Regions from separate parts of the Mus musculus genome. Here regions 2 and 3 are each linked to region 1. A link is a loop called in an ENCODE intact Hi-C map of the cell type or tissue named here. Cell type or tissue: heart. All regions are shown on one strand. Region 1 overlaps Qrich2 (glutamine rich 2). Region 2 overlaps Rnf157 (ring finger protein 157). Region 3 overlaps Rnf157 (ring finger protein 157).

Region 1 (8,000 bases):
CCACTTACTGTTCAGCCTCTCAGTGCCCCTGTTCCCTTAGTTGTTCCTGGGGCTAATGTTGATCTATACACATCAGTGTAGGTGTAGTGTAGGCTGTTGCATAGACAAAAACTACCTAGGCAGCCTCGATGTACCTTGATGGTACGGCACCACGGGTACCACACACATTACCTTGTGCCATGGGATCTTCCAGACGCAGGGTTGGAATGGAAATACGTTACAGAGCTCGGAGGTCTAACATACAAAGCTTGGGGGGGTGGGGGAGGGGACAGTGTACAAATGCATTGTGATCCTTGGGTCTCCTGCAAGCATTTGCAAAATACCGTGTGGGGTTGTTATCAAGCTGCCTGCCTCTGGGGAGAGAGCTGTTCCTGCACGTAGACATACCCATGATGAGGAGAGAGATCGGTTTAGTCACCTGGCAGCGTGGGTCCTAGCCTCACATTCTAGTCTAGCAAGGACCATAGGCCTTGTGTGGTGGAACCCAGAGGGCCCTAGCCCCTTGGCCTTTTATCTGATCTAGCTTCTCAAGGAAGACCTGGGACTCTAGGGGCTTCCCAGAGCTAGAGGCAGAGAGGGATACCTATAGGCAAGGGACGGGTGTGTATTTGCGCGCATGTCAGTGGGGGGCGTTGCACATATTCAGGGCTTGTAGCCTGGCTCTTAAAACGTTTGTGTCTGAGCAGGGAAGACCTTGGGCCTGCGGCCAGAGCTGGGTGCATCTCTGTCCCCGTGTCTTCTTGTGTGGAGTAGGACAGTAACAGTGTTCACCTCACAGACCTGGCACACACCAAACATTCGGGAACTGGGTTTTCTCCATCCTCCCTCCCATCACATCCATGAGCTTCCTGGCCCTTGCTGTCTCTAGCCTGGGCAGGAGGAAAGCTGGAGGGCTGTCAGCAAGGACAGGAAGGCTTGGGGACAGTGTCCAGGCTGCCGAGAGAAGAAACCTACCTGCTTTGCTGTCCGCTATCATCTGTGCACTCTGAGGCCGAGAGGGTGGCGAGATCATGTTGCCCAGGCTTGGCTGCCTGTGTGCGTGGGGCCGGGCATGCTGGGCCTGCTGCAGCTGCTGCAGTTGTTGGAGCTGCTGCAGCTGCTGCAGTTGTTGGAGCTGCTGGAGCTTAGCCTTGTTGTGTTTTGTCACTCCTGGGGCTGAAAGGGCATAAGGAGGGGGAGCACCAGTGAGAACTGTGGGGAGGACCTTTGGGGAACAGGAGCCGGCTGAGGTGGGGGTCCTCCACATGCTGAGTCTGTGGCTGTGCCCCCTTAGAGACTACATGTCTACCTGCCCATCAGTCTGCCCTCCCGCCCGCTCAGATTTACTGAGGACCTTGCGTAGGGTCTGAGTGAGTTCCGTCCTGGACTCGCGTTTCAGGAAAGAGAACATAAGGAAGGCACAAGGCATGATGGGAACTTCTGGTATGAACTGGAAGTTGGCCTTTGGGAGCCTGGTTTGGTACTGGGATCACATAAGCATCCTTTGCTGAGTTTTGGAAAGTCTGTCAGGGCTTGGCTGTATTGTTACAGGGCGCTGAGGCGGAGGAGGTGGGAAAACTCAGCTGTGGAGGTGTGAAGGCCAGCAAGAAAGGACAAGGCCACTGCCAGGGGACAGGCCAAGGTCTGGGTGCTGCTCTCCACTAGAAAGCAGCCACTTGGCTTCAGGAGGAGAAAAAGTCTTTAGGGCCCAGTGATCCAAGACATGCCCATACCAGGAAATAGACAACTGTCCTTTGTCACCCAAGCGAGAACCTAGAAGGAACTCAAGGCTGCCTGGACCACTCACCATCTTTCCCTAGGATGCCTGGCAACCGTGTATCCATCCGTCCCTTGTAGATGTGTCCGTCGAGGCCCAGGATGTCAACCTCATCATGCTAGAGAGGGGTATGCGTGTCCATTAGCATTGTAACAGCCTGAGTATCCCCCAGGAAGGCCTGGAGTGCAGACACTGTCAGCCAGCAGTGCTCAGAACCGCCCTGCCTTCCCCTGCCCCCCTCCCCCCAGCCCTATGCCTCACCCCCTGAAATGAGGCCTGAGGGCACATGCCTGTAATCCTGGCTCTCTGGAGACTGGCAGCAGGCTTCCCACTGACTTCAAGGCCAGTCTGGGAGATATATAGCTAGTACCAGTCCAGCCAGGACTGTAAATAGCAAGACTCACTCTCAAAAATGAAAGGCCCCTGCATGGAGTCTGGTCTGAGGGCAAGATGGAAGGAGGTACTGTGGAACTCTGCGGCCCCGTGGTGGAAGGTGGTAGGGTAGTGCCTGGGAATCAGGTGGAAGGATGGCGTTCTACCCAGTGGCAAGCCAGACCTGTATATCCTAGCTACTTTGGGAGTCCGAGGCTCGAGGATCGTGAGTTCAAGGCCTGCCTCAGCAACTTTGGAGAGGTAACTTGGCAGTAACCTAGCAACCCCTGGGACAGCAAGGGAGGGAGGGAAGAAAGAGGACCAGTTGATGGGACTTTAGGTGGTTTTCCAGAAGGGGCATGGCGGGACTATCCTTCCCATGGCTCCTGACAGACCTTCATGGCGATCTGGATCTCCTCCAGTGGAGACAGGTGCTGCGGGCGGTTTCGCCGGTAGGGGTAGGTGAGGGTGTGGCTGCCCCCACAGCGACGGGATACAGTCGAGTAGCTGTAATCTGCTGTGTCTGCTCCCCTGGGATGTAGACAGACACGGGGTGGGGGTGGGGGGTGGGGGGAGTCATCACTTTGAGCCACCCAGGAGTGTTACCTGGGACAGGCTGGTAAGTAAGCCTGAAGCTACACACAACGTGTCACACCGTGTGTGTGTGTGTGTGTGTGTGTGTGTGTGTGTGTGCGCACCAGTGTGTGTGTGTGTGTGTGCACACTCACAGTACACCCTCACCCTTGTTCCCATCCCCAACCCCAGCCCCCAACCCCCACCCCACAATGGACGGGGGGCGGGGGGGAGCAGAAGCCAAGCTTGGCCTTCATGGGGGCCTGTGTGTCCCTGGACTCTGTCTGTCCTACCGTTTGTAGCATGGGTGGCTGAGGCACTGGGTGTGCAGCAGCTCTCGGATCATCTGGCTGCTGGCCTTCACAGAGCCTCCGAAGTGGACCTGCACCTTCTCCATGTCCATCAGCATCCGGGAGTGCATGCTGTGCAGACGCCCCACGCTTCTCTCCATCTGTGACATGTCAACCCGAGGGAAGCTGCTGCCCAGCTTCAGGCTGTGAGACCCAGGCGTGAGGAAAGAGGTCAGCCCAGGACCAGGCAGGACCTTGTGGGCTTTACCCTTGCTTTGGCTCCAGGCCCCTGCTGTGCAGGAGCAGGTGTGAACTGCACTGGCCCTCGGGAACTGACTGAGGGCTGAGGGTCACTGGGCAGCTCAACACCTCTAAAAGTCTGGTAAGGGACCACCAGACTTGCTGGGGAAAGTTTTTTCCCTAACACAAAAGCCCCCTTCCCCAACAAAATAAACGCTTAAAATGTCAAAAACCCACAAAATAAACAACAAAAACAAATACAAAACAAAAAAGGAAGTTCAGGTCCTCCATGGTGCTTCCGGTCAGAGTCCCTCTAGGCTACTCCCAGTGTGTATTCTCAAGTCATCTCTGCCCCCTCCCACCCCTGCCCTCCCTCCCCCTCCCCTGCCCAGGATCCCACTGTCCCATACTTTCTGCTTTGCTGTCGGATCTGCTCTAGTTCAAACACAGTGTAAGGCCGGACGGAACGGTGCCCTGGCATGCTCGAAATTATGGGGGTCACAGAGATGACTCTGGGCAGGGACAGAGAGAAGGGGGAGGGGCGTGAGAGAGAGAGAAATCCCACGTCTAGGCCACCCACCTCCATGCTCTACGGGACGGCCCTCACTACTCAGTATGGGCCCCATAGGAAGGCTGAGGGGACCAGGGACAGAGATGAACCCAGGACAAGAGGCGAGACGAGTGGGTATGGGGAGATGCATCCCTGCTTCGAAGCCTTCTCCCTGCCACCAGATGCTGTGGTTGAGGTGTGCCCACTCACTGTCCAGTCACAGTTGTCTCCAAGGGACGGTCACAGGACAAGCAGTGGAAATGAGCCAAGAGCTGCCTGTCAGGAATGGGACACAGCCAGTGAGATCCAGAGAGCTTGTCCCCCCCCTCCCCCCGCCCCAGCAGGACGGGTGGCAAATCCTGCCCTACTTCCTGGGAATTCAACTGGTGCTAACCATCCCTTGCAGGCACGCATTCTGAACCAGCTAGCCAGCCTAGTAGCTTGTATGTGCCTCTGGTGCCCCCTGGTGGACATGAGTGGGATTTCCCTAAGCCAGTTTCCAAAGGGACACCTTGGAGGTGTGTCTCTGCCCCCAGAAATCCAGTGTACTGCAATCTAACCCCAAGAGCCTTGCACCTCCTTTCTGCCTTTCCCCACCACTATTGGAAGGATCTGGCCAAGTTACTCAACTCTAAAATGCAGTCCCTCCACCTGATTGACAGTTCTGGGCAGAATCAGTCATGCACTGCTCACCTGGGGCCCGCCCAGCATTCCCCATTGCCTTCCGGGCCTCACCTCCGCATGGCAGCCGCCTCGTCGGCCTGGTAGAGTGGAGGGCGCTCTTTGAGCTGCTGCCGCAGTGATTTCCAGCGGTCCTCCAGCATCTGCTTCAACGGATCCAGCTCCAGGCGGTCCAGCTGGAGGGTGGACACCAGGTGAGCTCGAGGCGGCAGGGAGATGGGGTTGTGGGGTGGAGGTGGGAGGGATCGATCTATGCTTGCAGAGAGCGGTGGTGCCCCGATGGCAGGGCCAGGAATGGCGAGCGAGCAGCCCAACCTGTCCTGTGTCTTTTCCCACCCCCACCTTGCTGTCCATCTCTGCCAGGAGCTTATCCAGAAGTTTCTGCCAGTCTTGCTCCTGTCCGCTCATCTTGGCCACCAGTTCCTGCATCATGTGGTTCAGCTGCTCTGTAGTGGCATCAAACTGGATCCGGCTCACTTTGGATGCCAGAGCGCTCTTGTCGGCTTTCTGTGTGAGAGACCAGCATGGGGTGGGGATGTTCCTCGGGCAGTCTGTCCTGTGTCTCCGTGTCTCCCGGCTCCCCACACATCCCTCGCCCTCCCCACCCCAACTCCTCCACCCCCATTCCCCTCACAATGGCTGGGGAGGAGCCAGAGGCTCACCTCATCAATCTCCATCTCCAGGTGCTCTCTGTTGGCCTTTTCCTTATCCAGCCTTTCTATCCCCTGATACAGCACCTGGAGGCCCGCGGGACAGAGAAAGGGAAGAGTCAGCAATGCCGAGAGAGTGAGCCGAGTGAGCGGCATGGGTGGGTGGGGCGGGCGAGCCTCTGCCACTGCTCACTTCAATGTCTTTCTGCTTCTGCCGATGGTCCTCAATGAGGTTGCTCGTGGTAATGTTGAGCTTCTCACAGTCACCCTGGACTTGTAGGATGGCGCTCTGCACGTGGCCCAGCAGCTCCTCATCCTGCAGCAGCGACAGGGGAGTTTTTGGAGGCTGCTGGGGCAACCCATGAAGCAGTCCCATGGGTAGGCTGCCTTTAGAACTTAGAATGTGACACCCCCCCCTCCCCCCCATGCTCAGGAAGATAAGTTCTAGAACAAATCTGGGCTACCACACAAGGCCGTCAGACCCTACATCATGGAAAGAAAGAACTGACTCCTGCAAGCTGTCCTCTGGCTTCTGCAAGTATGCCATGCAATGTGCACGTGCACGGATGCACACATGCATACACGCAAAGAAACGCGTACACGTTAAAATCAAAACCATCATCACCCAGCACATGCGCTCCCTTCAAATCCATTCTGGCTTTCTTCAGAGGCATCCAAGACAGTTGTGTCCTCCTCTGGATGTTGTCACCAATCCCCCTACATGCTGGTAGACTGGCATCAGTGGCCTTTGGGGGCATCCAAGAGGTGACTGAAGCTCACATGTCCTATGGCTGTCCCATGATCCCCGAGAGGTGAGGTGTGGGCAACAGTGTGAACCAAATCTCAATTCTTGCATCCAAGAGCAAGATCTGGTGGTGACCCTCAGCCCGGCAGCAAGCCTTCCCTCCAGGGGACATCTGCAAAGTGTTGGAAACACTGGCCACCGAGGGGCAGTGTGTCCTGCAACTGTGCCTGCATCCTGTGATAGGCACTGTGTGTCCCACCCACACTAAGTCCACCCTTCCCATACACTCCTAACTCCACATCCAGCCACCCTGTGACGGAGCTGGGCAGAGAGAAACACTCACCTGGCCCTGCAGCTTGGCCTTCTTGGAGGGTCTGGAGGCAGCGAGGCCACTGACCATGTCCTGTAGCTGCTCGTAGCGCTGGACCAGCAGACTGACTTGGTGGCTCACATCCAGACTGCAGGCCGGACAGGTGGCCTCGGGGTCGATCTGGCCGGGCACTAGGCAGGCGGTGGACTTGTGTGGGGTTATGCTCATGGAGAGCAGCGTGGAGGAGCTGCCCAGCATGCTCTCAATGATGGTTCTGAGCTTGTCCAGCTGCATGCGGGACAGACAAGAAAGGCGGGGCAGGGAGGTGGGGTAAGGGTATTATGTCTCACCAATGGTGTGGCATATTCTGCCTGTCCCCTGCTGTGAGACAGGCAGTCGCCACCTCCTCAGAGCGTCACAGAAGGCGCTGCACACAGTACACAGTTGATCTCTACCCAGCACATGGTTTTTCAAGTACCTTTGCCGCCAGCAGGCAGCATTAATGACAAAACCCGCTGTGGGAGGGGAACTCCATTGGGTTAATGCACACAGCTTCTGTAGCTAAGTCCTGTGTTCTCCCGGGGCCCTGATGACGCAAAGTCCTTGCAGCACAAGGTGTGAGCAGTGGACTTGCACATCTGTCTCACCCAGGATGTAAGGTCTAACAACAAAGGAATGTGAGAGGTGCAGATGAAGGTACAGGGATATCTCTGGGTCTGGAGGGGCAAGTGGCTTCCAGGGCAAGCCACTCAGCCTGGCCCTCCTGTTTCCCTCTTCTCCCTATGGTCTTACTTGGTTACCACCAATGACTGTTGGTCCTGGGTGGTCAGTTGGATTCAAGAACCACCAGCCTAAGGATGCCTCCCAGTTTCCAAAAGGGTCATGATCATGTCACACCATCTGCTTCCTAGTGGTCAGTGCTACCAGACAGTCTCTCTAGAGCTTTGGGAAGGCGTTTGAGACAGTGTGAGAGACACACAAGTTGCTGGAGGACCGAAATAGAAGAGAGGTGTGCAGCCAGGAGGGGTGAGGGAGAAAGGCACACATGAATGAAGTTAGGCCCAAGGAGTCAGTCAAAGGAATGGCCTCCCTCCGACTGCCCTAAACTGGAAGTTTGCTCTCCAGTTGCAGCCCTACACTCAACACATTTCCCTTGTGTTCTGAGCTCACAGGGTCAGCAGCTTGCTAAGGATGGGTCCTGAGCTAAGGCCCATGCAGCAGATGGCTGCCAGGGTTGAAAAAGGCATACCGATCTCTGAGTTAAAACAATCCCGAGAAAAGCTAGGTATCTCAGTAGAACCTTAAAGGATAAAAAGCAGGTCTCCAGGAAAAACCAGGAGCCAGAGGACATTTCAGAAAGAGCAGCCTAAGAAGGTATAAACATGCTGGGAGAAAGGCAGAAGGCCAGGGAGCCAGGAGCCAGAATGAGCAGGTGGTGTAGAAGGTGGAACCTGCTGGAAAGGATGCAAAGGTACCCGGAGCTGGGCATGGAGTGTTTGTGTGGGAGCCTGGGTTCCATCCCAGCACTGCAGAAGGAACAAACAAACAAACAAACAAACAAAGCAAAAGAGATGGGGGTGGGTGGGGTGGGGCATAGGGTTTCTTTAAAAGTTCATTGTGGTCCTGGACGGTCCCCCAAAGCTGCCGAGCTCAGGTGTGTACTTTGGGCTGATAATCGAGCCGATAGGTGACCTTTGACTCTCTGGACCTCCTCCTGCCTGTAGAGAGATTTTTAATCCAGCAACATGGCTGCTCTGATAGGGGATCATATCCAAAGATATGATCCAGACAGAATGCAAACATGCCCTGGCTGGAATACAAGCCATGCCCAAT
Region 2 (8,000 bases), 78 kb before region 1:
AGGCAGAAGAACGAGGAGCGGAAGCTTATCTTAAGGCAAATGCTAAGTTCCAGGCTAGGTTGCTCTGTAAGACTTCAGTTCAACAAGAAAAAGGGGACAAGGCATGGTGGTGCACACCGTTAGTCCCAACACGACAGGCAGAGGCAAGAGGATCTCGGTGAGTTCGAGGCCAGCCTGTTCTACATCCTGAACCCAGGACAGCCAGGGCTACAAAGGACTTACAAAGAAAGACCCAGTCAGAAAGAGAAAGGGGGAGGAATGCTTTTCTTTAGCTGCCCATGCTGCAGTAAGTACCAGCCACCAAGCTGCGACAACTTCAACTCAGTGACCCGAGGAGAGGAGGGAGGAGGACTGGAGGCAAAAGGAGAAGGGGGTTCAGTGGGAAGGAGAGTGGGGTGAATGTGATCCTAATATACTGCAGACACTTAGGAACCTGTGGTGAGTACTTACCCCCTGCCCCGGGATAAAACACTTTGTAGGCATTACATACAAACATTTTACTACAATTATAGGTGTTTTGTTTGAAACAGTGACTTACTTATTCTATTGCCTTTGTAGCCCGGACTGGCCTTGTACACCCCATTCTCTCGCCTCAGCCTCCTGCCTAGCTTAGAGTACAGCATGAACCACAATGCCTGGCCTGCAACCTCTTACTTATTTTATTTTTGGTTTCTTGAGACAGGGTTTCTCTGTATAGCCCTGGCTGTCCTAGTACTCACTCTGTAGACCACGCTGGCCTTGAGCTCAAATCCGTCTGCCTCTGCCTCCCAAGTGCTGGGATTAAAGGCGTGCGCCACCACTCCCAGCTCTTGTCTTAATTTTTGTTTTCAATGTTTTTTATTACATTTGACTTATTTTATGTTAGGCACATGTGCCATAGCACGCATGTGGAGGTCAGAAGACAACCTGAAAGGGTCAATTCTTTCCTCCCACCATGTAGGTCCCGGGAATCTGCACCCATCAGGCTTGGAGCAGGCACCTTTCCCTGTTGAGTAATCTCTCTGGCTTCTACTTTCTGTTGTTCTTTGAGACAGAGTCTTACATAGCTCAAGACAAGCCTTCAACTCCTGCTCCTCCTGACTTTCATCCTCCTGAGTGCTGGGGTAATAACATGAGCCATCACAGGCAGCCACAAAAGCGGCAGGTATGTGTGCATGCGTGTTTGTGTGTGTGTGTGTGTGTGTGTGTGTGTGTGTTTATGTGTATACATATATACATGCTTTTTAATGACAAAGCATGATATGCTTAAGCAGAAAACTTTAAAAAAAAAAGAGGCGCAAGCTCGGTGACCATTTTATCACACACTATCAAAATGAATGGAAACAGTCCGCCCTCCCTCGCTGGGCTCTCACTGTGTGAAGGACTACACGCTCTCTCTCTCTCTCTCTCTCATTTTAAAGACATGGCAAACAGCTCCAAAGTCCACTATGTTGACACCATGTAGAGATGACTGCATGCTTTATTAAGCAGTTGGCTTTCCTTTTTGCTGATGTGTGTTGTAGACGCACGCCCTTGTCCCTGCGTTCTGCACGCTTGCTTGTTTCTTTGAGAAAAATTCCTAGGAGTGGAATTACTGGATCAAAGAGTAAGTGTACTCTTAAGACGTTAATGCTCGGCGAGCAGCCGGCCAGGGGGCTTTAACTGGGGGAAATGGGAATTCCAGGCCAGCTCTCATCTGACGCCCATTTCTTCGCCCCCTACTTCCTAGGCTGCAGTACTAAAGGAATTTAAAACCAATTTAAAATAAGCTTAAGCAAAAAGTAATTAGGCAGAAAAATCTGACACATACTCTAAATCTGCTCTAAAGCCAAAGTAAATGACTTTGGGATTAGCGTTCTCTCGTTCTCTCGAGCAGCACAGCGACCACTTGGTTTGTGTGGGTGGTGCCATTCTCCTCTGGAGACACCCAGAGCCTTGACCCTTAAGAAACCCTTAAGGACCCTTATTTATTTATTTATTTATTTTGATTTTTTGAGACAGGGGTCTCTCTATGTAGCCCAGGCTGGTCTTAAACTCACACAGATCCCCCGCCCTCTGCCTCCCAGGATTGAGCTACCACCACCTAGTTTGTAATGTTTAAAAAAAAAAAAAAAGAGTTTGTGTTTTTTGAGATAATGTTTCTCTGTGTAGCTTTGGCTGTCTGTGAAGTTCCTCTGTAAACCAGGCTGACCTCAAACTTAACAGATCTGCCTACCCCTGTGCTGGGAGTAAAGGCGTGTGCCCCCACCACCTGGCTTTAGGTAGTAAAATCTCAATGGATTTAGGGAAGGGTGCCTAAATACAGGATAAGGAAATGAGGCTCAGGTACCCTCAATCTAACCTTTTTTAAAAATTTTTATTTATTTATGTATATGAGTATACTGTAGCTGTATAGATAGTTGTGGGCCTTCATGTAGTTGTTGAGAATTGAATTTAGGACCTCTGCTCGCTCCAGCCAACCCTGCTCGCTTGGTCCCTGCTCACTCCAGCCCAAAGATTTATTTATACATAAGTATACTGTATCTGTCTTCAGACAACCCAGAAGAGGGTGTCAATCTCATTACAGATGGTTGTAAGCCACCATATGGTTGCTGAGATTTGAACTCAGGGATCAAATGTGAACAAACCCATAACAAAAAGGGAATACACATAAGCACTTCTGAGGCCCTACTATGTGCCATGCATCCTTTGTATGCATTCTCCTCCCAGTTGTGTGTGTATGTGTTTGCATATATGTATATGCATGCAGTAGAGGCCAAGGGACACTTTTTTGTTTGTCTTTTGGTTTTTGGTTTTTTTTTTGAGACAGGGTTTCTCTGTATAGCCCTGGCTGTCCTGGAACTCACTCTGTAGACCAGGCTGGCCTCGAACTCAGAAATCTGCCTGCCTCTGCCTCCCAAGTGCTGGGATTAAAGGCACATGCCACCACTGCCCAGCACACCTTCAGTTCTTAACCCAGGAGCCACCCACACTTGCTTGAGACAGGGTCTCGACTTGACTAGTGAGGCTGGACAGTGAGTTCTGGGCATCTGCCTGTTCTCACCTCCCACCACTGGGATTCCAAGTATGTGCCTCTGCACCCAGCTTTTTCTGTGGATTCCTGGGACCAAACTCAGGCCCTCAGCACCTCACCACCCGGGCTGTGCCCCCATCCCTGCTTTACTTTAATTTTTAAATTACGGTAAAATACATACATGACATTTACATGTGAACTACATCCCGGCACGCAGCTCAGTGGCATAAATTATGACACATATGTTGTCCAGCCTTAGCCGCCATCCAGCCCTAGGCCATGCACTCGTACTTCCTATTCTAAGATGAGGCAAGTCTCCTCTCCCAGCAGCCTGTGAGCTCCTGGAGGAGAGACCAGCCCAGAAGAGAAACTCAAAATCCGATGGCTGACTGAGCAAATGCAGAATGTCAATGTTAACAACCTCCTCTGGCAGATGAAGCTCAAGGGGCTAAGGGAACAACTCAGAGAGGACACTTGCTTAGCATGTACAAGGTTTAGATTCAGTTCCTGATAGCATAAAAAAGGAGAAAGTAGGTGATACTCAGAAGGTCCCAAGGCCAAGGAACAGAAAGTAGAAGCATGGTTGGAATGGACAAGGAAGTGTGAAAGGTGAAGTCCTTTCAAATAGAATCAAGCTCCACGCAGGTTCTGGAAGCTGGCTGGGACACCATAGAGCTCACCCTTCTGCTTAGACAGCAGCAGATACCAAAGCACACGGCCCGTGCTTCCACACTTTAACAGGAATACCGGAGGTCTCTGCTGAGAACGGCTTTCTTAGAACACAGCATGGCAAATGTCTTTGTCTATGAGATCCAACGGAAAGTGCAGAAGCCAGCAACTCGGATGCTGGGCTTGTCAATACTGGAGGACATTGCCGCTTGCCCAAAACGCACAAAGAGATGTTACTGGTGGGAGAGCGAAGACATTTACCCATTTGCTCAGCACCCGCACTACGTCTGAGCACTGAACCTGGCAGTGAAACGAGCAAGGAGCCAAGCAAACTGAATCTGAGAAATGACTGAGATCCACCAGCGGCCTGCCAATCAAGGCACCTGTGTCAGCAGAGCAAGACTCAGGCTTCAAGCCTGGCGTTACTTCCTTGTACATCAGGAAAGTGCCACCTGGTGCCCAGTGAGGGAACTGCTGGTTTAGGCACCCGTCTGAACCGGTGAGCAATGCCTGTGCTTACATACAAATGTACATGACTGTAAATGCTTATTTTAAACCACTTGTTAACTTTACTTAAAGCTGAAGGAAAGAAATTTCATTTCTGTCATAGAAAATACGTTCACAGCACACGTTAGGTAAGAACAAAACAGGCTGGGTACAGTGGCACATGCTTCTAATCTCAGGATTTCATCGGTGGAGGCACGAGGATAAGAGTTCAAGGTCAGCCTCAGCTATACAAGAAGTCTGAGGCCAAGCTGGGATCAAAAAGCAAAACCAAACCATACCAGTGTTTGACTCCATTCGTAAAGTGCTGGTTGTCCCGTAAAGTCCCAGTTTTCCATAAAGAAAGATGATAATTCATTCATAAAAATAAACAATTCGGGCTGGCGAGGTGGCTCAGTGGGTAAGAGCACCCGACTGCTCTTCCAAAGGTCCAGAGTTCAAATCCCAGCAACCACATGGTGGCTCACAACCATCTGTAACAAGAACTGACTCCCTCTTCTGGTGTGTCTGAAGACAGCTACAGTGTACTTACATATAATAAATAAATCTTTAAAAAAAAAAAAACAGTTCACTTCAATAAATAGCTTTCTTTTAAGTTTTATTTGTGTGTATGTGGAGGTGTCCTTGGGAGCCAGAAGGGTCTGTGACCCCGAGAGCTGGAGTTGCAGATACTGTGAGCCACCTAACTGAGTGCTAGGAATCAAACTCAGGTCCTGTGCAAGAGCAGCAAGTGCTGCCAGAGGCTGGGTTTCTTCTCCAGCCCCAGAAGGAAACAGCAGCTCCTGACTTCCTGCACACACACACACACACACACACACGCACGCACGCACGCGTGCGCGCAGCGTGAACAGCGTGAGCTGGGGCTGAGCCTGCAGACCCTCACAGAAACTTAAGTGCAGGTTTGGCTTTGTTCGCTTCCCTCTGACTCACTTCATTGACCGGAATGCTCTGGCCTTTCTCCACTTAGTAGAAACCATTCATATTTTGTGACCACCATGGGAACAGGCCAACATCATGAAAAGGAGGGGCCGTAGAGGGGCAGTGTTCAGCGGTGAAGGACACGTGTTCCTCTTGAAGAGGACCTGGGTTCAATTTCCAGCACCCACATGGTGTTTGAGAATCAACTGTAACTCCAGTCCCAGGGAATCTGGCATGCTCTTCTGGCATCTGCCGCGCACAAAGCACTCATAAAATAATAAAAGTAAAGAATAAAATAAAAAATAATGAAACATGCATGGCTGAACAAGTTTGTATTCCAATTGAAGCATAGAGAATTTCAGTTCAATCGCTACTGTCTAAAAAAAGAGGAAGGAAGGAAGGAAGGAAGGAAGGCAGGCAGGCAGGAAGGAGGCAGGGCAGGCAGGCAGGCAGGCAGAGAATGATCACTTTGAACTACTCTAGAGATAAAGCGCAGCAGCAGTGTCAGGATACAGCAGTGAGAGCTGTTGTGGGTTGCCCTGGGCCTGTTTGTACTCTGATAATTCTGCTTCCTCAAGAGGGGCCGCCCTGACAGGAGTGGATCACATACTCACGTGATTTCATGTGAATCTTCTCCCCCCTCCCCCAATCGAACTGGTCAATAAAGACTAGAGCCTGTGTCTGGATAGTGGAAGGGAAAGGTGGGACTGGAGGTCAGAGAGAATGAGGGACAGAGAGAGAAGGATGGAGGAAGAGGAGGTGGGAGGAAGATGGAGCAGAACCACGTGGCTTGGAGAAGCTGAAGGTAGCAAGGGGTCTCCTAGCTGGGGTAGAGAGTAGAGTGGTGGTAGAGCTGCCCAATCTAGGCGTATGGCTTATACATATAATCACTGGGCTGTGGGTTTTTTACACGGAGTTAGTGGGGTTAGAAGTATTTTTGCAAAGACACAATCACTCAGTCTACACTTAGCTCTTTTCCTTTCTTTCCTTTCCTTTTCATTTGTTTGAGGCAGTCTCCCCTGCCTCAACTTCACCTTTATTGTTTGTGTGTAGTTTTCTTGGGTTGTTTTTTTTGGGGGGGGGCGCGGGCGGGGAGGTGGTAGATCTCACTATGTAGCCTTGGCTGTCCTGGAACTCACTATGTAGCCTTGGCATCAGCCTCAAACTCACAAAGCTTTGCCTGTGGCTGACTCGGGAGTACTGGGATTAGAGAATTGTGTCATCACATCCCCTTCCTTCCTTCCTCCCTCCTTCCCTGCCCCCCTTCCTTTCAACAGTGTTTCTCTGTGTAGCCTGGCTGTCCTAGAAAGTGCTCTGCAGGCCACGCTGACTTTGAACTCACAGCCATCCTCCTGCCTCATGGGCCCTATGATTAAAGGTGATGCCACTGTTGCCCAGCTCATCATTTTTTAAAACTTTCTTTTGTTCATGTTTCTAGAACCATCAACTACTCCGTTAACATCTTATATAAACAGAAGTTATGAAAGCCAGGAAGCTGTACAAATCTTTAAATTTCATTTTCCCCACTAATATCCTTACTCAAATTTCATATTACCCCCTAGCCTCACATAATCAAAAAATGTGAACATACAGAAACGTTTAAGGAATTCTGTAGTGGTGATCAGAGCATCACCTGAAATCCACGCTTACAGCACACGAGTCGGGCATGGGGGCGCACGCCTTTAATCCCAGCACCAGGGAGGCAGAGGTGCGTGGATTTCTGAGTTTGAGGTCAGCCTGGTCTACAAAGTGAGTTCTAGGACAACCAGGGCTACACAGAGAAACCCTGTCTCAAAAAACAAAACAAAACAAAACAAACAAACAAAAAACCTGTATGCTACAGCCCAGCTCGGTGGTATTCCCTGTAATCCCAGCGCTTGAGAGATGGAGGCAGGAGGATCAGGAGTTCAAGGCTACACAGTAATCTTAGGGCCAACCTGGGCTACTTGAGAGGAGGAAAAAAAAAAACAGCAGTATGTTTGCTACTGTGTTCTGCCCTTTACAGTGTACTATTTTCAATAAATTAAATAATTTTTAGAACTCATGTTCCACTTTTATTTGACGCCTGATTCTCTTCTGCTCTCTCACTATTTCTAATCTCTCAGCTGCAAACACAGGGAAGCTTTGCAGGGACTGCCTTAGGCTAGCGAAGCTTTGGAATGCCGCCCTCCCCCAGGAGCTTCTCAGGGGAGACCAGCTTAGTCTCCACTTGAAAACTTGGGTGAGAATACGGACTGCTCTGAGCAGCCATATCCTTGAAATAGACTACGTGCCTGCTGCAGAGTGGAATAACTGCTCTGTGTCAGCTGCAGGAAACCCCTTTCCCCTCATTTCCCGCCATACTAAGGGGCTGATCAGCAATTTAAGAAGATGTGGTCACCAAAGCAACAAGATGCAAAAACTTCTTCGCCCAAAACTATGAAGGTGACCCCCAACCAAGTGTCGCAGAATGACTTTGAGCACAAAAATGCTGTGTTTAGATTTGGCTACCAAAGCAATTCACCAAGAAAGCAATCCCTATTAGTGTACTAATTACATTGCAAGGTCTCCTCGCACTAAGGACAGGACCAATGTCATGGCCATATGACATCATCCCTAATGTTGACTTTTTCCAAAATATGTAATTAAGCAATTATCCAATTAGGCAATTCTCTGTAAGCATAATAGGTAACCAGCATGTGAAAGCAGCCGATCTCAGAGCGGGCAAACACAGACTCCTGTGCGTTGTGCTTAATGATATCCAGTGCAAGCAACTTCTTTCTTCTTGGGTTTGCCTTCTGACTCAGCACTGCTCTGACTCTGCTCAGGTGATAAACTCACTCACTGGATTCAGGCCCTATGGGAAGACGCCTCCCTTCTCAGCAGACTGAAGCACCACCTTGGCCTCCCATGGCTGTAAAAGACTGCCCTGCAGAAG
Region 3 (8,000 bases), 57 kb before region 1:
AATAAATAAATCTAAGAAAGAAAGAAAGAAAGAAAGAAAGAGAGAGAGAGGGAGGGAGGGAGGGAGGGAGGGAGGGAGGGAGGGATGTGAGGCGCCTAGGCACCATAGCAAGACCACATGCACAAGTTGAGGACCAGAATTTGATCCTGGAACTCACAGCGGGAGGAGAGGAGGAATTCCTGAAAACCATCCTCCACCTTCGTACGTGTGTGTGGCATGCTGGCAAAACATTTTATTCTTTTTCTTTTATGTTTTTTTGAGACAGGGATTTTTTTTTTTTTCTTTTTTGAGACAGGGTTTCTCTGTGTAGTCCTGGCTGTCCTGGAACTCACTTTGTAGACCAGGCTGGCCTCAAACTCAGAAATTTGCCTGCCTCTGCCTCCCAAGTGCTGGGATTAAAGGTGTGTGCCACCACGCCTGGCACCAAAATTGTTTTTCTTAAGACAGAAAGAAAGGAAAAAACCTTGTGTCTAAGTCAGGGTTTCTATTCCTACATAGACATCATGACCAAGAAGCAAGTTGGAGAGGAAAGGGTTTATTCAGCTTACACTTCCACATTGCTGTTGATCACCAAAGGAAGTTGGGACTGGAACTCAAGCAGGTCAGGAAGCAGGAGCTGATGCAGAGGCCATGGAGGGATGCTACTTACTGGCTTGCTTCCCCTGGCTTGCTCAGCCTGCTCTCTTATAGAACCAAGACTACCAGCACAGAGATGGCATCACCCACAAGGGGCCCTCCCCCTTGATCACTAATTGAGAAAATGCCTGAGCTCATGGAGGCATTCCCTAACTGAAGCTCCTGTCTCTGTGATAACTCCAGCTGTGTCAAGCTGACACAAAACCAGCCAGTACACCTTGTCTCTAGCTGAGTGTCACGGCACTTCTAAAAATCAGCACTTGAAAAGTAGAGGCAGGGCTGGAGACATGGATGGGTCATCAGTTAAGAGCAATGGCTACTCTTCCAAAGGACCTGGGTTCAATTCCCAGCACCCACACTACAGCTCCTAACAGTCTGCAACTCCAGCTCCAGGGGATCTGGCACTGTAATGAAGACACACATGCAGGCAAAACACTAAAGCACATAAAATAAAAATAAACAAAGCACTAATTTTTTTAAAATCACTTAAAAAAGAAAGAAAGGAAGGAACAAAGAAAGAATGGAAGGAAGGAAGAAAGATAGAGGTGAAGATCAGAAGGAGTTCAAAGCCTCTGCTACACAGCAAGGTTGAAGCCAGCCTGGGCCACCTGAGACGTCTGTCAAAATAATGTGCCTGCTCAGTGGTAGGATGCTTGGCAGGGCATCCCCCTGCACACATGCTAATAAGAGCATACAATTGCAGACACTGCATTTGGCACAGCTTTTGGGCACATCTCTAGAAGACTGGGAAGCCAAGCACACACGTGCTCCTCGGTTCTTATTGGCCTTGCTGCAGAGTGTACGAGGGGCAAGGCATGAAACAAACCACTTCAGAGAACACAGCATGAGGGGAACTGTCAGGACTGGCTAAAATGCAGCAGTTTCCCCAGGAACTCGAGGAATGTTACATGGACTCCTGGCCGCAAGCAGAGAGGACAGCGAGAGGACAGTGTGGCAGAGACAGCTCCCACTGACTAAGTAACTTAGAGCTTCACTGGTTTTCTTCTGCAAACTAACTCTAACCAAGGGGGCAGAGAGGCCAGCAGCTGCTCTGCCTGCACTTTCCAGGACCGGGATGGACTCTACTGTGTATTTCTTTGCTGTGGTTCCCAGAGGCCTTTGGAAGCCCAGGGCATCGCCTACTACAGCACTGAAGAAGCTGGGAGTGGGGTGCGCATTTATAACCCCAGCTCTATGCAGATAATGCAAAAGCATCTTGAATTTGGGGCCAGTCTGCACTACGTAGGAAAACACTGCCAAAACCAACCAACCAAACAAACAAACAAAAAAAAAAAACCAACCAATACCTTGAACCCAACGTACATGCTAAGGGTGCAGAGCTCAACGGTAGGTGACTTGCTTCCCATGCATGAGGCTGTATGTTTGACATGTAGCACTCTAAAGACAAGCCAATAAACGATAACGTAAAGACACAACGGATGGTCCATCTGCCCACAATGAGCAGCAGCTGAAGAGATAACTGGAGGAGAGGCTGGCAAATATAGCTGTCACTGTCCCAGGCTGCTTCTCATCCAGCAATCTGAAGGCATCTTCCAAGCACTGCACTCCTCTCAAGTCAGCACCATCCCTGCTTTATAAGTGTGCAATCTGAGACCTTCCATGGTCTCACAGAGGTTAACGGCAAGATAAAAAATAAGACTTTAAACCCTGATTCCCACTCTCTTCCGCCACCTTTCTGGACATCCACACACTCATTCATGCAAATCCAACCCTGAGAGCTGACTAACAGTCTGCCTTGAGGCAGTGTGCAGGGCGGGGGGGGGGGGGGGGGGCGGGGGCCGATCCCTAGCCTGGAAGGCTTCTCTGCAGCCCACTGGGAAAAGATGGCAGGAAATACCTGTTAAATCCTACAGACCCGGGGAGCCAGGAAGTCTGTGGCATTTATATCTCAATGTGACAATTAATTTCAATGCGGTTCTCATTCTGTCATCCTCCCCCTCCCCCCTCTGGAAAGAGGAGTGGCTCTTGCCCCCTGCTGCTGGATGGCTTTAAAAGGCTGTCTTCTCTGCTCTGTAACTTGATGCTCACGAGCAGACACCCAGCGCTGTCACTTGAGAGTCGAGTCAGTTCTACAGAACTAAAGCCCCGTGTCTACTCTCAGTTTCAGGATGTCCCCCAATCAAACCTAAAGAGCACCCTGGCAAAGCCAGAGGTCAGCTCAGCAGATGGAATTACACACCACATGCTTACTCTCTGAGGGAATGCTCCAGGAGGGCACAGCAATCCTTGAGCCCTTTTAGATCTCAACCAAACCTACAAAGTGCTCCTGGTGATCCACACAAGGGTTCCTGGGCAGAATGTGGGACAGACTGGGTGTGCCTGACCATGACCCAACAGCAGAGTGCTGAGGCTCTGAAGCACGGTGAGGTCAGAAGCTGACTGGCTCCCTGGCAGGCTTGGTAATATTCAACTCTGTGGCTCTGTGCGCCTGCTGAATGAGCGCCGTTCTCATTAGGCTGAAGACAAGATGAGATAACACACATACACTGCCTAAGACAACTGAGCTAGGAAGGGCTCAATACATGTGAGTAGAGAGAGGGAGATGCACGCTACATTCATCCTGTACACTGCTTTCTATTTTAGAGACAGTGTCTCGTGTTATAGACCGGACTGGCCTCACAATGATTCTCCTGCCTCAATATCCCAAGTGCTAGGGTTGTTTGCTCATTTGCTTTTCAAGAGAGGGTTTCTTTGTGTAGCCTTGGCTGTCCTGGAACTCGGTAAACCAGACTAGAATTTAAGTCACAGACATCCTCCTGCCTCTGCCTCCTGAGTGCCAGGATTAAAAGTGCCACCATCACTGGGCCAGAGTGCTAGAGTTATATAGAAATGAGACATCACTGCTGGACTATTTTGGCTTTTTTTTTTTTTTTTTTTTTTTTTTTTTTTTTTTTGGTTTTTCGAGACAGGGTTTGTTTCTCTGTGTAGCCCTGGCTGTCCTGGAACTCACTCTGTAGATCAGGCTGGTCTCAAACTCAGAAATCCGCCTGCCTCTGCCTCCCAAGTGCTGTGATTAAAGACGTGCGCCACCACCGCCCGGCCTATTTTGGCTTTTGAAAGTGTCTCCACATAACCCAAACTGGCCTCAGACTTGACCCCCTCCCACCTCAGCTTCTGAAGTACCACATTATAGGCATGAACCCCATAGCTGACTTAATATGATTTAGAAAAAAAATCTCTAGGGGCTGGAGAGATGGCTCAGAGGTTAAGAGCACTGGCTCTTCCAAAGGTCCTGAGTTCAATTCCCAGCAACCTCATGGTGGCTCACAACCATCTGTAGTGGGATCTGATGCCCTCTTCTGGTGTGTATGAGGACAGCTACAGTGTACTCATACATTAAATAAATCTCTGTTCAGCATTAAACACACACGATGGGTACTACAGAAACCAACATACCAACAAGAACACCAATGTGAATACTCCTCCGGGGTGGGGGTGGGGAGCCTCAGAGTTAAGGTCAAGGCTGCTACCTAGGAATTCAGGAGGAGCTCAGTCACGCAGGGTCCTGCACGGAGATGTAACCGAGGTGACTCACCTGGGGGAAAGTGTGCCATCATAAGTACACCTATATACAAGACGCTTTTGCTTGTCTTCAAGTCATCGTTACAGGCAGAAGAGGCCATCTAAATACACGCACGCACAGACTGGCCTAGAACTTGCTATTTGGCCCACACTCCCCATGAATTCACAGAACTCATCTCAGCACTGTGCTGAGAGACATGCCTCTGCACCTTTACTTAGAAAATTAGTATACAAAGTACTATGGTAGGAGAGGGGTCACCTGGGACAGGATGAGAGCCAGCATTGGCAACCTTCCTGAACACAATTTCTCTGAGTCACTCAGCAGCCCCAAATCTCTAAAGCCGTCCCTAGCCTAAGGAGGGTGTGGGAAGCCGCCCCCACATTCGCCGTCACAAGATGGCGCTGACATCCTGTGTTCTAAGTTGGTAAACAAATAATCTGCGCATGAGCCAAGGGTATTTACGACTACTTGTACTCTGTTTTTCCCGTGAACGTCAGCTCGGCCATGGGCTGCAGCCAATCAGGGAGTGATGCGCCCTAGGCAATTGTTGTTCTCTTTAAAGAGGAAAGGGGTTTCGTTTTCTCTCTCTCTTGCTTTTTCGCTCTCTTGCTTGCTTTTCTCTTTCTCTTGCTTTTCTCTCTCTTGCTTCTTGCTCTCTTTTCCTGAAGATGTAAGAATAAAGCTTTGCCGCAGAAGATTCTGGTCTGTGGTGTTCTTCCTGGCCGGTCGTGAGAACGCGTCTAATAACAATTGGTGCCGAATTCCGGGACGAGAAAATCCGGGACGAGAAAAAACTCCGGACTGGCGCAGGAGGGATACTTCATTCCAGAACCAGAACTGCGAATCACGTTTATAAAGGTTCCCGTAACACAGACTGTTGAGAAGGATTCAACTGCCGAATTCAGAACTCATCAGCTGGGGAACGACGGTGATAAAGGTTCCCGTAAAGCAGACTGTTAAGAAGGATTCAACTGTATGAATTCAGAACTTTTCAGCTGGGGAACGAGGTAAGTCTGATCTTGAACTTTCTAAGGAAATTCAAGACAGTCTATCAGAAGTAAAGTGGAAAATGGCTTTACAAGTTATGTTTGGCCTTAAATTTTTTCTAGTGTTAGAAGCCCTTCTGTTCCTTTTCACATGTTATATAGTGCTTAAGATAGGGCTGAAAATTCTAGAGGAAATTCAGGACAGTCTATCAGAAGTAAAGCGGGGAGAGAGAGTAGGAGCAAGGAGAAACGGTAAGTATACAGGCCTTTCCAAGGGTCTTGAACCCGAGGAAAAGTTAAGGTCAGGTAGGAATACCTGGAGAGAGATTAGAAGAAAAAGAGGAAAAAGGGAGAAGAAAAAAGATCAATTAGCGGAGGTCTCTAGGAGAAGGAGCCTGTGCTCTGAAGAAACAGACTGGGAGAAAAAAGCGGCTCATTATGAAAGAAAAGGATACCAGCCGCCAAGTAAAGTGCTAACTAGTCATTTAAGGAAAAAGCCAAAAGCGGCTGGCGAAGGCCAGTTTGCTAATTGGCCTCAGGGCAATCGGCTACCAGGTGCACTCCCGCCCTATGCGGAGTCCCCGCCCTGCGTAGTGCGTCAGCCCGTAGTGCGTCAGCAATGCGCAGAGAGGCAGTGCGCAGACTCATTCATTCCCCGAGAGGAACAAAGGAAAATAGAACAGGCATTTCCAGTCTTTGAAGGAGCCGAGGGTGGGCGTGTCCACGCTCCGGTAGAATACGTACAGATTAAGGAAATTGCCGAGTCGGTTCGTAAATACGGAACCAATGCTAATTTTACCTTGGCGCAGTTAGACAGGCTCGCTGGCATGGCACTAACGCCTGCTGATTGGCAAATGATTGCAAAAGCCGCTCTCCCTAATATGGGCAAATATTTGGAATGGAGATCTCTGTGGCGAGAGGCTGCACAGGCGCAGGACCGAGCAAACGCTGCTGCTTTAACTCCAGAGCAGAGAGATTGGACTTTTGACTTGTTAACGGGTCAGAGAGCTTATTCTGCTGAACCTGATAAGAGGTATCAATGGAAGGTCTTACCACAGGGAATGTCCAATAGTCCTACAATGTGCCAACTTTATGTACAAGAAGCTCTTTTGCCAGTGAGGAAACAATTCCCCTCTTTAATTTTGCTCCTTTACATGGATGACATCCTCCTGTGCCATAAAGACCTTACCATGCTACAAAAGGCATATCCTTTTCTACTTAAAACTTTAAGTCAGTGGGGTCTACAGATAGCCACAGAAAAGGTCCAAATTTCTGATACAGGACAATTCTTGGGCTCTGTGGTGTCCCCAGATAAGATTGTGCCCCAAAAGGTAGAGATAAGAAGAGATCACCTCCATACCTTAAATGATTTTCAAAAGCTGTTGGGAGATATTAATTGGCTCAGACCTTTTTTAAAGATTCCTTCCGCTGAGTTAAGGCCTTTGTTTAGTATTTTAGAAGGAGATCCTCATATCTCCTCCCCTAGGACTCTTACTCTAGCTGCTAACCAGGCCTTACAAAAGGTAGAAAAGGCCTTACAGAATGCACAATTACAACGTATTGAGGATTCGCAGCCTTTCAGTTTGTGTGTCTTTAAGACAGCACAATTGCCAACTGCAGTTTTGTGGCAGAATGGGCCATTGTTGTGGATCCATCCAAACGTATCCCCAGCTAAAATAATAGATTGGTATCCTGATGCAATTGCACAGCTTGCCCTTAAAGGCCTAAAAGCAGCAATCACCCACTTTGGGCAAAGTCCATATCTTTTAATTGTACCTTATACCGCTGCACAGGTTCAAACCTTGGCAGCCGCATCTAATGATTGGGCAGTTTTAGTTACCTCCTTTTCAGGAAAAATAGATAACCATTATCCAAAACATCCAATCTTACAGTTTGCCCAAAATCAATCTGTTGTGTTTCCACAAATAACAGTAAGAAACCCACTTAAAAATGGGATTGTGGTATATACTGATGGATCAAAAACTGGCATAGGTGCCTATGTGGCTAATGGTAAAGTGGTATCCAAACAATATAATGAAAATTCACCTCAAGTGGTAGAATGTTTAGTGGTCTTAGAAGTTTTAAAAACCTTTTTAGAACCCCTTAATATTGTGTCAGATTCCTGTTATGTGGTAAATGCAGTAAATCTTTTAGAAGTGGCTGGAGTGATTAAGCCTTCCAGTAGAGTTGCCAATATTTTTCAGCAGATACAATTAGTTTTGTTATCTAGAAGATCTCCTGTTTATATTACTCATGTTAGAGCCCATTCAGGCCTACCTGGCCCCATGGCTCTGGGAAATGATTTGGCAGATAAGGCCACTAAAGTGGTGGCTGCTGCCCTATCATCCCCGGTAGAGGCTGCAAGAAATTTTCATAATAATTTTCATGTGACGGCTGAAACATTACGCAGTCGTTTCTCCTTGACAAGAAAAGAAGCCCGTGACATTGTTACTCAATGTCAAAGCTGCTGTGAGTTCTTGCCAGTTCCTCATGTGGGAATTAACCCACGCGGTATTCGACCTCTACAGGTCTGGCAAATGGATGTTACACATGTTTCTTCCTTTGGAAAACTTCAATATCTCCATGTGTCTATTGACACATGTTCTGGCATCATGTTTGCTTCTCCGTTAACCGGAGAAAAAGCCTCACATGTGATTCAACATTGTCTTGAGGCATGGAGTGCTTGGGGGAAACCCAGACTCCTTAAGACTGATAATGGACCAGCTTACACGTCTCAAAAATTTCAGCAGTTCTGCCGTCAGATGGACGTAACCCACCTGACTGGACTTCCGTACAACCCTCAAGGACAGGGTATTGTTGAGCGTGCGCATCGC

Evidence for each region. Hi-C counts contacts between places; a loop is a spot of excess contacts. Peaks named below come from ENCODE experiments on the same cell type or tissue, not always from the same donor. Only the 100,000 strongest peaks of a DNase experiment are listed, where the experiment ranks them.
Region 2: a loop joins it to region 1, with 8 times the contacts of the local background. A loop is called at or near these places in 8 of 42 quality-filtered maps.
Region 3: a loop joins it to region 1, with 4 times the contacts of the local background. A loop is called at or near these places in 20 of 42 quality-filtered maps.

Annotation. Positions count from the first base shown.
Region 1 is chr11:116,441,959-116,449,958 of GRCm38, forward strand. Qrich2 (glutamine rich 2) reads right to left here. Exons shown (of 14, transcript NM_001033267.2): 3 at 6,201-6,455; 4 at 5,306-5,428; 5 at 5,125-5,199; 6 at 4,805-4,969; 7 at 4,517-4,638; 8 at 3,992-4,057; 9 at 3,642-3,743; 10 at 2,995-3,195; 11 at 2,524-2,659; 12 at 1,787-1,874; 13 at 955-1,155. Among named protein-coding and RNA genes, the nearest start is that of Qrich2, 8.4 kb to the right of the region's middle. In heart, a CTCF peak has its summit at 4,258 (motif pointing left); DNase peaks (open chromatin) are centred at 4,233 and 4,734; H3K27ac peaks cover 2,298 bases; H3K27me3 peaks cover 2,614 bases.
Region 2 is chr11:116,364,202-116,372,201 of GRCm38, forward strand. The region is part of intron 2 of Rnf157 (ring finger protein 157); the gene reads right to left. Among named protein-coding and RNA genes, the nearest start is that of Foxj1, 33 kb to the left of the region's middle. In heart, no CTCF peak of the experiment used is centred here; a DNase peak (open chromatin) is centred at 4,100; H3K27ac peaks cover 2,081 bases.
Region 3 is chr11:116,384,864-116,392,863 of GRCm38, forward strand. The region is part of intron 2 of Rnf157 (ring finger protein 157); the gene reads right to left. Among named protein-coding and RNA genes, the nearest start is that of Rnf157, 24 kb to the right of the region's middle. In heart, a CTCF peak has its summit at 4,543 (motif pointing right); a DNase peak (open chromatin) is centred at 4,548; H3K4me3 peaks cover 2,456 bases; H3K27ac peaks cover 2,847 bases.